4 separate regions of the Homo sapiens genome follow, and all the other regions are linked to region 1. Evidence: chromatin contacts called from ENCODE Hi-C or POLR2A ChIA-PET data. All regions are on one chromosome and are shown on one strand. Each heading gives the region's core, a stretch centred on a gene start or an enhancer-like site at or near the end of the contact. The rest is flanking DNA. Distances are from core to core; before and after follow the strand shown. Region 1 holds the start of STAM-DT (STAM divergent transcript). Region 2 holds the start of COMMD3-BMI1 (COMMD3-BMI1 readthrough). Region 3 holds the start of SPAG6 (sperm associated antigen 6). Region 4 holds the start of SEPHS1 (selenophosphate synthetase 1).

Region 1 (3,622 bases), core at 368-2,867:
CTGAAAACTTGTGTATTCAGATGTCTATGTAAATATGAATCTGTATTATGCACCTTAAATGGCTGTGTAGTTTTCACATCTTATGTACTATGATTTAACTGACCAGTGTAAATTACAGTGATCAGTTACACTTATTTAGTGCTTACTCTATGCCAGGCACTGTAATAAGCGTTTTGCTTGTACTAATTCATTTGATCCTCACAACCCTATTATTCCTGTTTCTTACACATGAGGAAACTGAGACACCAAGAGGTGAAGCAATTTGTCCAATCACTCAATGTGGGACATTTAATGGCTGGCAATGCTTTGATCCTTTAGACAATGTTGCCATGTATACCTTTGTTCATGTTTTAAAAGAATGTCTTTAGGATTAATTTGCCGAAATGGAATTGCTGGGTCCTAAGGTTTTAAAAATTTTTTTACATGCTTCCAAATATTTCCCTTAGGAAGATTATACAGTATTTACACTTCATCCAACAGTATGTGAGTGTCTGACTCCTCACATCCCTGATTCTTTGCAATTTTTTTCTTTTTTTGAGACGGAGTTTCGCTCCCGGGTTCAAACGATTCCCAGCCTCAGCCTCCCGAATAGCTGGGATTACAAGCGCGCACCACCACGCCCGGCTAATTTTTTGTACTTTTAGTAGAGACGGGGTTTCACCATGGCCAGGCTGGTCTTGAACTCCTGACCTCAGGTGATCTGCCGGCCTCGGCCTCCCAGAGTGCTGGGATTACAGGCGTGAGCCACCGCGCCCGGCCGATTCTTTGTAATTTTTACCTAAATGACAAAACATTATCTAACTGCTACTTTAATTTGCACATTTCACTTTTAGAGGTGGGACTTCATTTTTAATGAATTTTTAAGCACTCTTTGATTACTATGTATTAATCCTGTGTTGACATGTCAATATTAGTTTCCACGCTACATTTGGAGATGCCGTAATTTGCGGGATAATTTCCATTTACGTACAAGATGTGCTTACTAAGTTTGTTCCAAGTGGGACGCAACATCTCTAGTAGATGCTCCTTAAAACTTCTCCATCACACAGAGAATAATTTTTATTGGTTAACTAAACTTATAAGTAAAATAAATAAACCAACATTTTGGGTTGCTAGGAATCACTCACTGATCAACTTTTAGCTCCAGTTTTTTTCTGTTTTCTTTTTTTTGCTCAGTCTAGGGAGGCTATCTTGGGCTGTGAAAGACATGTCACCAACCATCACAGCTGCTGAGTGATTGCACGGTTAGTCAGTAGGTGCCAACGCCCTGCTAGAAGAGCTGTCTGCAGATTCCAAAGCCGGGCGTTCAGGGACTCCCGGGAAGGAGCCAGCGTTACCTCAGCCTCTCCGAGGGACACGCGCGCCCTGAACACTCCCCTCTTGGGATTCAGGCCAATTCGTTCAGCTCCCATGACTTCATCCGAGCAAGTTTGTCACCTCACGCAGCTAATTAAACTGTTTACCTAGAAGATGATCCAAAGGAATTTCCATTTCCTTCCAGAGGGAATACAAGGTTATGATAACCGAGAGAGCGAGAGGAAAAAAGGCGCACAGCTCGACCCGAACTCAACCTGCTTTCTTTCTCCTGGCTCTCCCAGTCACTCCTGGGGTTGTTAGTAGGCTTCAGCACGCCTGAAGGACCCCGTCCTACGGAGACTCCTAGCCAAGGGAAAAGCAGAAAACACAAGAACTAATTCCACTCTTATGTGTGACTAATTAAAAGAGGAGTCAGGCAGAGGGGACTCCCTGTTCAGCCTTTACCGATGGGGCAGGCTCGGGGCAGCTTTGAGACAGGCAGCGCCAAGGTCGCCCAGATTCCCGACAAGCTCCGCGCGGGGGCTTCCTCGGCTCCTTGCTGTTGCCGCCGCCGCAGCTGCTGCCGCGGTTGGTGGGGTTGGGTGAGAGGAGGAGCTGTCGCGGACCCTGTAGAGTCGGTCTCTGTTGCTCTTTTTGCCTGAGGAGTCTTCCATCCTACGTCGAGCTCTGACTCCCGTGCTGTCGAGAGGGAGTCCCCGGGGACACCTCGGCACGCAGCGGAGATGCCTCTTTTTGCCACCAATCCCTTCGATCAGGATGTTGGTAAGTGTTTTTGCCTCTCCCTGCCCATTCCTCACCGGACTGCACGCTCACTCTGCCAGCCCCTGCCTGCATTCAGGACCCTCGGGCCAGGGCCAAGGAAGAGCTCGCTCTTCCCCTTTCCTGAGGCTCCCTCCTTCAGAGCTGGGAGGAGGTTGAGGGCTTGGCGCATCCTCTTTGAAAGAAATGGGACTCATCCTGTGAAATGGGCCTTGAGCTAGGACTGTAGGTTGCCAAAGAACTGCTGAATGGGTTGGTGTAAAGGGCCTGGGAGGAGCAGCTGGTGTAGCATCTGGTGCAGGGACTGTGCTTCTGGAAGAACAGCGAAGGGCTTAAGGCGTATGTTGGCTAGATTAGGATTGTAAACCCTGTACCAAAAGTGCTTGCCTAGACAAATAAATGTTGAGCGTCTGGAACTGGCAGAATGTTTTAGGTAAGGTTCCTTAGAGGATTTTAAAATCTTTTGTAACGGTAACTGAAGGAGGGAGCTCTGGTTAAGGGTAGACTCTCAAACATGTTAGGAGCGATGAAGATGAAATACTTGGCAACGACTGAAACCGAATTGAGGACCTGAGCCTTTGGGATGTCTCTCTTAGGCTAGGTCTCTGCACTTTAAAAGGTGTAAAGAAGTGTGGAAGAAGTTGTTGAATCTGGAAAGAGTTTGAAATGCTACATTTTTGTTGTTTTCTGAATCACTGGTATTAGGTACTGATGATGTCAATTCAATAGGTTTGCTTTTGGTTTTTAATTTTATTTTATTTTATTTTTTTCTGACTTGAAGATAATAATTATGGGAATTTGAGTTTCCGGGGAGAGAATTTTGGTTTAATTTGAACGCACGTAGGAACTACCTTGGCACACAAGTGTGGAATGAAAGCAAGCCAAATACCATTTCCAAATCCCTTATGGCAGAATGTAATCATTACTGTGAATAAGGACAACCTTATGAATTTACTTGTCTTTGTGTATTTTAATTATGAAAGGTGGATGTTGAATTTTTCTTTTTAAACTCTTCCTTAGAGCATGTCACTGAAACTTGGAAGTTTATATAAGAGTAGAAAAAAGTTCACTCCTTACCTCTGCCACTTCTCAGCTCACGGTGAAATCATAGGCAAGTTAAATTCTTTGAGTTCCAGTGTTCTTGTCTTTAAAGAGGGGAAAACACATCATTCCATTCTGCAGTTAAATAATATGTCTAGAGGGCCTGCTACAGTACCTTTATGTGGTTGGCACTTACTAGATGCTACCTTTTTTGTTCCACCTTAAATGAGTGTCCTGAATCTTAGCAGTGGACAGAACCTTGGAGATCACCGATTATACTTAATGAATTGGAAAATTGCATTTAATTTAATAAGCAGTTAGCACACACTACAGGACACAGCAGCTCAGTGACATAAGAGATACAGTGATGAGCAAGGCCTAGTTGCTGTTCTCAAGCAGTTTTACATCTCACTACATGAATCTCTAGGGGAAATACTTAAAACAGCTTCTTAATACTTGCTTCTTCTGTTTACAGCACCTTTGTCTAGTTTTCTTGGTCCTGTAT
Region 2 (3,127 bases), core at 74-2,573, 4.7 Mb after region 1:
CTGCACGTGCCTTTTAAAGCTTTCAAAGGAGGGCTGAGTAGTTACTCAATCTGTTACTGATGCTTACTCCATTTGCATCCTGTTGTGAAATGAGGTACACTTTATGTATTGGTGCCAAGGTAAATGTCAACTGTATCCATCAAAAATTTTTAAAACAGACATCTAAGTTAGAAAAAGAAAATAATGTTTCACTTTGGGTCTAATGTTGCAAATAATCGCTCCTGAAGACTAAAACATCTTTGTTGTTCCGCATCCCTTCCCTCCACCCTTCAAGAACTTGCATTTTTTAACTTTTCAAGTGCTTTTGATTAAAAATACCTAATCTACTTTGCTTCACGGGTTTTTTAAAGAATCATTCTTGTTCTCTAAACCAACTTCGTAGAAATAGAGAGGAAGTTAAACTTTATACAGTATTTGAATCTTTAAAGGTATGAGCATCCTAAACAGTAACTCACTTCTAATAAAGATCTTGCCATTCCTAACTGTACTTTACTAAGGTAGCTGTTTAATAAAAACGTATTTATGCAGATTCTATAGAGCAACTAAAACGGGACCCATAGATGTGGTGAGTAGCACAAAATGTGTATGGCAGTTGGCTTTATTTGCAGCGGCATATAAAATTGTTAATAATCCTGTCAAATCTGTTCATGAATAATTTATTAATCCGATTGCTGGAGTGCAGTGCATACAGGAACTCTATGTATGCGTGCATGTGTACACACCCCCCATGCAGGAAGGACACTACTGCCGTATTCCAGAAATGACAAAAAAAAAAAAGTAAAAATAAGCAAGAATCACATAATTAGATGTCTTACAGTCTCATAAAAGGGCAGTGCTGCGAGGTTAAGCTGGTGAGCTAAAAAACAAACAAAACAAACAAAAAACCACAAAAGCAAAATCCAGTTGCCTGAGATCGGAGCTTCCCGCAGGATTCGCGCAGAGCGAGGAGCGGGGAGGACGCCGTTTGCGGGAGGCGGGGGCCGGGATCCCGACACCGTCCGCAGTCTCCCCGGGGTCTCTCAGGGAACCGAGCTGGTGGCCGTCCGAGGTAAGCGCCGAACCAAGGAGAAAGCGCCGAGCGCGTCCACAAAACGCCCGAGGCCGCCCTTCTCGCCAAGGCTCGGCAGCTCCCGCGGCCTGCGCTGGACAAGCGAGAGCTGGACGGAAACGGTGGGAGGCCGTAGGCGGCGGCTGGGGGCGCGGGACCCGCGCGCGGGCGCGGAGGCGGGCGGGGAGGCCCCGCAGCCCGCGCCGCCGCCAGCCGCCCCGAGCCGCGTGCGCGCGCGGCCGCATCAGCTGAGCGCGCGGCGCGTGTCACGTGGTGTGCGTGTCGAAGGTCACGGCGCGCTCACAATGGAGCTCTCGGAGTCTGTGCAGAAAGGCTTCCAGATGCTGGCGGATCCCCGCTCCTTCGACTCCAACGCCTTCACGCTTCTCCTCCGGGCGGCATTCCAGAGTCTGCTGGACGCCCAGGCGGACGAGGCCGTGTTAGGTAAGCCGCTCGGCTCGGCTCGGAGCTGGATCCGCCGGGGTGGAGGGGCGCTCGGAGAAGAGGAGCCGGCGGAGCGAGAAGGGGAAAGCCCCGGGAAGAGGAAGTCTCCGGGCTTTGCCCTTCGCTCCGGACGGAGTGTTGGGGACGTGGCTCTGCCAGGACTCGGAGCAGACTCTGAGCATTGTTTTGGCCCCACTTGGCACCTGCATAGAGCCAACTCCACGTTCCTGGCCCGGTTTCCCTCCCAGTCTCTTTGTTCTTTTGTAAAGCCGGTGTTCAAGTCTTGTTTGTGGCCTAAACATCTAAGGTGTTTAGCCTTGTCTGAGGCTGCGGCTGTTTTGACAGTTGGACTTCATCTGGGGAGCTCCCTGCAATTCAAGCTTCCAGGGCTAGGCTAGCAAAGGTTTAAGGGTCTGTTTCCGAAGTAATTACTAGGTCAGACAGTGTTGACATTTGCCAACTTAGAGCATACCTCAAGTTGCTATGATCACTCCAGCGCTCTAGTTCAGCATGTTTACACAGGTTCTACGCCTAGAACCTTAAACTATGATGCACAATACTTTGTTCCGCCCCAGTTACCAGGATGCGAGTGTCTTTTAAGCGATCCGGTCAGTGACTGCGGAGGTGCAGTGTCAGTATGGATTGAAGACATATTTTAAGACCGATCGCTTTTAGATGATTTTCTTAAATATAAATATCCCAACAATTCAAATTTTTGTTTTTTTTCTGTAGTTTCATGAACTAAACACTTGTACAAAAAGTATGAAAGTGGAAGTTCTTAAACGAAAATAGTAACCACCACCTGGGTTAATCTCAAAAAAAAAATGACTGTCAAACCCTGAAAGTACTAATATAATTTTGAAATTTGTATCTTATATTCTGAACTCATGCCCTACCTTCTACCCCCTTGATGTATTTGTTCATGGAGCCGGTTACCCTAAACTCATCATTTTTAGGATGGAAGTTTATTCTAAAATTGACACAATGTAAAATATTTATCTTGTTTTTCCTTTGAATTTACTCCAGTGTTAGAATGACCATTGCATTGTTATATTTTCTTTGGGGGCTATAATATTTTTTAATAGTAAAAATATTAAGGCAAAATAAGTTAATTGAAGCTAGTAATAGTAGAGTTCTTGTTGTGTTCTTTTTATTGTTTTTCACTTGATCTTGTTGCTCATCTCATTTACTTATAATTGACTGTCCTTATAGTTGATGTTTTTAATCTTGTTAAAGGGTTTTTAAACCCAAATTAAAATATCCTTTTTGGAACATGACTGTAAAGAATTTATTATCATAGGCATCACTGGAAGTTAATTTATTTTAGATCATCCAGACTTGAAACATATCGACCCAGTGGTTTTAAAACATTGTCATGCAGCAGCTGCAACTTACATACTAGAGGCAGGAAAGCACCGAGCTGACAAGTCAACTCTAAGGTACAGGATTTATTTAAATATCCATTTATTTTCAAATACTACCTTAATGATTTCAATTTCAGTTTTAAAAATGGAGACAGAACTTTGGCTTTTTTTTTCTTTCTTCTAGCACTTATCTAGAAGACTGTAAATTTGACAGAGAGCGAATAGAACTGTTTTGCACGGAATATCAGGTTACTTACTTTAAAATTTTTAA
Region 3 (3,498 bases), core at 536-3,035, 4.7 Mb after region 1:
TACAATTTAACTAAAAGATATTGTTAATAACAGATACTCAGACTCTAAAGTAATTTACATAGCTTTTGAACGTATGTTTTCAAAGAACTTAGTAGCATCCCATACTGTGTTATGTTTATAGGTTTAGACCTCTCCCCCTCTATTGAGCTCTTAACACTTTTAAAATGGAAAACAAATAGTAAAGCAGTTGCTAAAAATGGCAGTTGGAGTAGCTTAAGAGTTTGAATTGTTTGTTTAAGGACTGAAACCAAATATAAAAACTTTTAAGGGGATTTTTTTTCATCATTCAACAAGGAACTGAAAATTACAAGGCTTATTTGCAATCTTAATTATTTACTCAATCTGTTTCCTCCCACGTCTCTAAATGGGAACGCATAACTTTAATTTTAAAGGACATATTCCCATAGGGAAATATAGATATCACTGTAAAACTTACGACTTTGAATTAAGTAAAAAGATTGTGGCCATCACTGGCTTTTGAGCTGCAGAAGCAGAAGACATGTACCTGCCCTTCGGGGGTATTAGGGACCCGACTAAACACACTTATTCTTCTCTCTGATTGCTGGACCATTCCCCAACTATTTGGAGCTCCACAAAGTATCAGGACTTCATCAAGAGCTCAGTGAAGGGTGAGATCTCAAAGATAAATATAGAGGACTCATTCCAAATATAGAACCAGTTAAGTTTGCATGCTCCCTTCTGTTGAAGAAATATCAAGGGGTTTCCTGTCTTGGCACTACTTAGCAGCAGCTGCGGCTATGTATCCACTTGACATCTGGTGAAATTGTAGTTTTTGATGGAGGAACATTTAAAGTTGACAACTGTCATTGAAACAACTGGTATATAGTTTTCAAAGACAAGCTAGAAACCAGTAATAGACTAAGTACTTCAATTTTGTTAAAAGAAACTGGGTAAAGGGTTCAAGTTATATAAGATAGGGAAGTCTGGTTTTCCAGGTAAAGGTTCTCTCTCTTTTTCTGTTGGAGATGTCATTCATCAACATAACGAAGCCTAAATTTAAAAGACTAAGACAAAATATTTACAAATCACATAAAAGTGAGGAAACAGCAAAATTAGTAGTCATTAGGAGAAAGCCAGGGAAGACAGGACATTCATCACATCCTTTCCTCATCTGCTTTCCTCACTGAGTCTCTGAGTGCTCATTAAATGCTTTCAATACAGTGTAATTAAGTGTGTGAACATGGTTGTCATGCTCCTCCAGGAATCTTGAAACCAGGAATGCCAGGTATATAACAGCGGGTTACAAAAGAAAACACGGATTCCTAAATCAGTGTTTTACTGTCAGTGCAGTGTTAAATGTCAATGCAACACTTAAGTTGCATTGACATTCATGTGTTGATCGGATTGTACAATGTGACGTGTGAGATTTCTCGGGACCGTCGAAGCTCAGACAACTCCAGGGCTGCAATTTACTCGTCTGGCTGCCCTCGAACCAGGCTCCCTTGGCGCGTGGGGCTCTCCCGGCGCTTGGTCCCGACCCGCGCCGCAGTCAGGATACCACGGCAATCTGGGGTCGCTTTGTAAGGAGCTCCGACCTCCGGGCAGTGCAGGGATACTCGACGGCGCGCGATGTCCCGGCGGCTCCGCGAGCCTGGCGCGCTGAGAGCCCCAGCAGTCCGAGTCCTCGAGCTCGGGCGTCTTCGCGCCGCCGCCCCGCTCAGTGCGCCCAGGCACCGCGGCCGTGACGTCACGCCCGGGACTGGCCGTTGCAGCAAGACGGCCGCGTTCCGGTTCCGGTAGGTTGCCCGGGAGACGCGGGTACACAGAGAAGCGGCTCCCGTCGGAGGCCGAGTCGTCGCCACGATCGCCCCCTTGGTGGACTCGCAGGCCGAGCGGCTTCCCCGCAGAGCTCGAGGAGGGCAGACGGCGGCGGGGGCGCCATGAGTCAGAGGCAGGTGCTGCAAGGTAGGGCCGAGGCGGGCAGGTGCCCTAACTAGCTGGCGCCGAGGAGACCCGGGTGCGGTGGGCTCCACCGACTCTCTCTCCCGCAGTGTTCGAGCAATACCAGAAGGCCAGGACCCAGTTCGTGCAGATGGTGGCGGAGCTGGCGACTAGACCCCAAAACATCGAGACGCTGCAGAACGCGGGTGAGCCCGGAGCCCGAACCCCCGTCGCCCCCCGCGCACTGAGTCCCCGACGCCTCCGCCCCGCTGCCCTGCCCGTGGAGCTCTTGGGGAGCCGCAGTGTGGGGACCGGAGTTCGCAAAAGCATCCATTCTTTTCAGCGGGTCTTTGGGGGTCAGGCCGAGAGGGTGAAGCTTCCAGATGGTTGTGGGAGGTGCGCGTTGTCCCTGTTTCCATCTTCATTGCACACAGGCAAGTGTCAGGTTGAAAGTCGAGGCCCTAGGAATTGCCTGGAGTCATTTTACGTGAATGGGACTCTACCCTAATGAGACCCATTTTATCCAAGTGCCATTTTGCATGCCACCCTGCCTTTGATCACCTTCGACTTCCTCACAGCAAAGCAATTCCAGTGGTTTAGACGTGATTTCTCGTCTTGCTTTAGTGAAAGGGGAATGATATGCTTGAATCTTTTCCAAGAAATTCCAAGTAGGTAGAGACCAGACTTTGCGAAATCCTTATGGCGCGTTCCTTCTACTCCTCAGTCCGGACTCTTGCAGATGTGAGAGGGGGAGAGAGGGGGAGAGGGAGGGAGAGAGATCTTCTTATCTCATAACATAAACTGATAAGAGAAAATGGTTCTTCTTCTTCTTCTTCTTCTTCTTCTTCTTCTTCTTCTTCTTCTTCTTCTTCTTCTTCTTCTTCTTTCTTCTTCTTCTTCCTCTTCTTCTTCTTCTTTTCTTCTTTCTTCTTTCTTCTTCTTTTTTTTTGGATGATTCTACCACCATCTGAACTGTAAGGTAGCATTTTATCACTACTGTGTCATGAGAAATCTTCAGTTTATAGGATGTGATCTTTAAAACTAACACATAATTTAAACAATTAACATGTTGACAGCAAGAATACTTAAGTGTAATGATTACTCTGGGTTTCTTTGAGGGGAATTACTACTGCACCTATGTGATACTTCGTTTTGTCACTAGGATTTTTGGCATTTATTCCTTGTGTGTTTTTATTGGGGGGCATGTATTTACAATAAAGTATATTTTATAATCTTCTAAACGCATTTTAGTTTGAAATAATTGTAGATTCACAACTGTAAGGGATAATACAGAGAGATCCCGTGTACCCTTTTCTCAGTTTCCCCAATGGTAACATTTTTCAAAACTGTAGTGCAATATCACAAGGAGGACATTGACATTGATAAAAATTCGTTGATCTTATATAGGTTTCCTCCTTTTAATTGTTCGTGTGTGTGTGTGTTTTGTCCTATAGAATTTTATTCCGTGCGTATCCACCACCAGCACAGTCAAGATACAGAACACTTTCATTGTCACAAGGATCCTCTCTCTTGCCCTTTTATAGCCACACACACCTCCTGCTATCCCTAACCCTGGACAACCACTAATCTCTTCTC
Region 4 (3,414 bases), core at 456-2,955, 4.3 Mb before region 1:
ATTTTGAAGCCATCTTAGAGTTATGGGAAAGTTTGAATACCACTTTGACTTGGAAGGCGTTTTCAACAAAAACAACAAAGTCCTTTCCTCAAAAAACACCTCGCATTTAACACAGCCTCACCCCTACCAGGAAAAAAAAAAGAAAAAGAAAAAATCCAACTCACGAGGCATCCAGTTATTTTCCTACCTCCTATCTATTCCTCTCCTGGCTCCCAAAAAGGTGGGGAGGGGAATTGTGTGGCTATCACTTCCTTTTAAATTACTATCTTCTCAAGAGTTTTAAGGGTGGAAAAAAGTTTAAAACACCTTGTATCAGGAAGGCGCTCAGATTTAAAATTCCAAATGGTACTAAGGACACAAATCAGCCTCACATCCTAATGAAAAAAGTACTAGATTCTTACATTTTTGGAGGGCATGGGAAGGGGGAGGGGGTTCTGGGGGAAATGTGCAGTGATTAGGGAACCAGGGGGATCCATTTGCATTAATAAGGGACGGTGCCCGGCGACCCCGCAGCCACATGTTTACGCCTTTAAAACAATGGCATGAATATTTAAAGCAACGTTTAGCCCTTTCCTTCCCGGGCACATTTCCATGGTTTGGTTTTTTTTTTTCTTCCAACGAGCGTGGGGAGCCGGGGAGCCGGTCAGCGGGGTGGGCCCGGCGCGCTGCCCCGCCAACCCCGGACCTACCTCCCCGCCGGCCCCGCACAATGGGGCGCGCTCTCCAGGACGCCCGCGTCGGAGGCGGCCGGGGAGGGGAGCAAGGAACCCGGGGACACCTTCGGGCTCAGGCTCAGGCTCAGGCCCTCGCCGCCGCCTCGGAAGGCCCAGCAGGCCCGGGCTGCGGGCCGGCGGCGGGGCGGAGGCGGCAGCTCGGGGCCCCGGCCGGGCCATCCCTGTTCGGGCCGGCGGGAGGCGGCGGGAGCCGGCGGGCACCGCGCGTGCGGCCCAGGAGCCGGGGAGGACGCCGGGACGCACCCGCCCCGGGTCGACAGGGCCCGCGCGGAGAAAAGGGGAGGCGGGGAGGCCCCGGAGGCACCCCGCGACCCCAGGCCGGCCGCTCCCGCCGCGCGCACGGGCCGCCGCCGCCGCCGCGCAAAAATGTCGGCGGGCGAAAAAATTAACCCCTGCGTGGCCGCCGCCGCCCTCCCCTCCGCTCCTCCCCGCCCTCCCTCCCTCCTTCCCCGGCCCCGCGCGGCGGCGGCGGCGGCGCGGGCGGCGCTTCTTTTTTAAAGCGGCCCCACCAAGCCCGGCGCTGCCCCTCTCCAGGCAGGGCTGGCGGGGCCGGCGGCGCGCGGCTCCCCGGCGGTCCCGGGCGGCCCGGAGGGGGATTTGCAACGGCCGCCGCGGGCCTGCGGACCCAGATTCCCCTTTAAGCCTGCGCCTCCCCCCCGCGCCGGGCCCGCCGCTTACCGGCTCGCTTTGCGCCCTCCGCCTCCTCCCGAAAACGGGCCGCGGGCCGCTCCCACAATGCACCGGGCGCGGCCGGGCTCCCTTAAGCGTCGCCTGAATAAAAATGCCGCGCCCGGCGGCGGCGGCGGCGGCGGGGGCCCGGGCCCGCGCCTGGGCGCCGCGGGGGCTCGCCTGCCTCGGCGCGGCCCTGCGGGAGCCGGGCCGCCGCGCTCCCGCCGGCTGGGCGCGCGGGGGTCCTTTAAGGCCGGCCACCTCCCTTTAAGAGGCGGCCCTGGCTGCTGGGTGGCGGCGTGCGGCCCGGGAAGGGGGCGGGGGCGCCGTGCAGCCCCGAGCGCGGCAATGATTGGTCTCGGGGGAGGGGTGGGGGGTTGCAAACCCGAGGAGCGGTGGCATCCGTTGCATGATGCAAAAAAGGATTGATTTCAAAAGTTGCGAGTTGCATTGGCAGCCGCCCTTGGCGCCCGGGCCACCTTTTTCCCGGGCCCCGCTGCAAGGGCCGGGAACGTTTCCGCCACCTGGCCGGGCTCGACCGCGCGGCGCTCTGCGGGGCGCTGTCCCCGCTCCCCGAGTGCGCAGCGGAGCGTCCTGGAAGACAATGACCATGGGAACAATTTGCACAGGAGGCTAGGAGCCCAGGAAAAGCCGCCTGGGCGCCAGGCAGAGGTTTTTTGAAAACACAAACGGCGCGTTAGATGCTTGGGGACTCCCAGCATCTGTCCTTCCTATTGTTTAGCTCGGCTCCGGAGTTCACGGGAGCCTCGTGAAATGTGGAGACGTCCTGCAAAGTTTCTTGAACACTTCATGTGCGTGGTAGGAAGTCGAGGAAAAAGGTTTACGGTTCCCCGCTGGTTGCATTGTTTGTCCTGCACATGTTCGAGCGAACATGGCAGCCGCAACCCTGGATGTGTTCGAATTGACATCGAGGGGGGAGCTTCACGTCGTGAAATAACTTTTTTCTGGGCTTTCGAGATTCTAAAGCATTGCTGATGAAAATAAACCAAATACTTTCAGATATCGTTTAGGGCTTCTCTCTAAAACAGCAGTGTGCAGGAATGCCGATCGAACTTTTCTAGGCAGTAGGTCAGCATTTTCCAAATGTTATTTGGGAGCAGAAATGTTTTGGGTCACTGGACCGTGCTTTACGTGGCACGGCAGGTTGGCACGCTACGCAGATGCCCTTTTCGTTAACATTTCCGCTTGCCAGTTGCTCCGGGTTTTAATCCTGGGCTGGATGCAGAAGTGATGCCACCTCGAAGACAGGCTGCTCCTGTCTTTGTGTACTTTCTTCATACCCTGTAGTAAGTTTGCAAAGAACGTGTTAGTCTGCATTCTTTTATTTTATATTTATTTATTTATTTATTTTGAGACGGAGTCCCACTCTGTCGCCAGGCTGGAGTGCAGTGGCGCGATCTCGGCTCACTGCAACCTCCGCCTCCTGGGTTCAGGTGATTCTCCTGCCTCAGCCTCCCCAGTAGCTGGGATTACAGGCGCCTGCCACTGGAGGATGGCTTCTCCCAGAGGGGAAGACAGGGTCACGGTTCTCATTAAGAGGGTATTGTACTAGTCAAGCCCGGAGATGTACTTGAACTGAAAGCAAGGGGAATGCAGCCCAGGGAAGGGATTTGGTGTGATTTAGCACGTAGGAAGGAGAGGAAGAAGGATAAGATGACCCCCAGGTTTCCAGTTTGCGGGGGTGGGGGGTGGGGGAGGGAATGAGGAGCGATGCTAATAATTTATCTAAGAACTGCTGAAAGGCAAACAAGTTTCGGGGTGAGTTCAGCTTTGGAAATGTTAAATCTGAGGTCTGCCGGATGGTGTGGGGGTGGGGCTCAGAGTTGCAAATCTCAGGTCTGCCGGATATTCCAGACCAAAGTTAATAGGGAAACAGGTCCGGAATTTGGTGTGGGGATGGGGCTCAGAGATGCAAATCTGGGTGCCATCAGCATGTAAATGGTGTTCGAAGCCTCCGTAAGAGGTGAGATTAACCCCGAAGGGAGAGCTC

Evidence for each region. Hi-C counts contacts between places; a loop is a spot of excess contacts on that map. ChIA-PET counts read pairs that join two places held with the same protein, here RNA polymerase II (POLR2A). Pooled maps may share reads with other maps.
Region 2: a loop to region 1 is called in a map with no recorded cell type, with 7 times the contacts of the local background. The contact joins the promoter of COMMD3-BMI1 here to the promoter of STAM-DT in region 1. A Hi-C loop is called at or near these places in 1 of 168 maps with a recorded cell type or tissue (CD4-positive, alpha-beta memory T cell), 1 of 37 single-sample maps with no recorded cell type and 6 of 50 pooled maps.
Region 3: a pooled map shows a loop between it and region 1 (4-fold over the local background). The contact joins the promoter of SPAG6 here to the promoter of STAM-DT in region 1. A Hi-C loop is called at or near these places in 1 of 168 maps with a recorded cell type or tissue (CD4-positive, alpha-beta T cell) and 5 of 50 pooled maps. POLR2A ChIA-PET finds 5 or more read pairs at or near these places in 1 of 52 experiments (activated naive CD4-positive, alpha-beta T cell).
Region 4: a loop to region 1 is called in a map of B cell, with 19 times the contacts of the local background. The contact joins the promoter of SEPHS1 here to the promoter of STAM-DT in region 1. A Hi-C loop is called at or near these places in 1 of 168 maps with a recorded cell type or tissue (B cell), 1 of 37 single-sample maps with no recorded cell type and 5 of 50 pooled maps.

The regions. Positions count from the first base shown.
Region 1 is chr10:17,642,301-17,645,922 of GRCh38, forward strand. It overlaps STAM-DT (STAM divergent transcript), which reads right to left and starts at 1,618. Exons shown (of 1, transcript NR_110370.1): 1 at 1-1,618. STAM (signal transducing adaptor molecule) reads left to right here and starts at 1,851. Exons shown (of 14, transcript NM_003473.4): 1 at 1,851-2,079. The coding sequence starts at 2,040. RefSeq lists enhancers at 805-1,453, 1,454-2,103, 1,526-1,595, 1,746-1,865.
Region 2 is chr10:22,315,065-22,318,191 of GRCh38, forward strand. It overlaps COMMD3-BMI1 (COMMD3-BMI1 readthrough), which reads left to right and starts at 1,324. Exons shown (of 14, transcript NM_001204062.2): 1 at 1,324-1,492; 2 at 2,820-2,931; 3 at 3,041-3,104. The coding sequence starts at 1,354. COMMD3 (COMM domain containing 3) reads left to right here and starts at 1,324. Exons shown (of 8, transcript NM_012071.4): 1 at 1,324-1,492; 2 at 2,820-2,931; 3 at 3,041-3,104. The coding sequence starts at 1,354. RefSeq lists a silencer at 1,182-1,301 and an enhancer at 1,572-1,871.
Region 3 is chr10:22,343,711-22,347,208 of GRCh38, forward strand. SPAG6 (sperm associated antigen 6) reads left to right here and starts at 1,786. Exons shown (of 11, transcript NM_012443.4): 1 at 1,786-1,926; 2 at 2,013-2,108. The coding sequence starts at 1,902. RefSeq lists enhancers at 1,635-1,854, 1,815-2,631.
Region 4 is chr10:13,346,588-13,350,001 of GRCh38, forward strand. SEPHS1 (selenophosphate synthetase 1) reads right to left here and starts at 1,706. Exons shown (of 9, transcript NM_012247.5): 1 at 1,413-1,706. RefSeq lists silencers at 642-1,471, 1,602-1,821 and enhancers at 1,891-2,681, 2,682-3,414.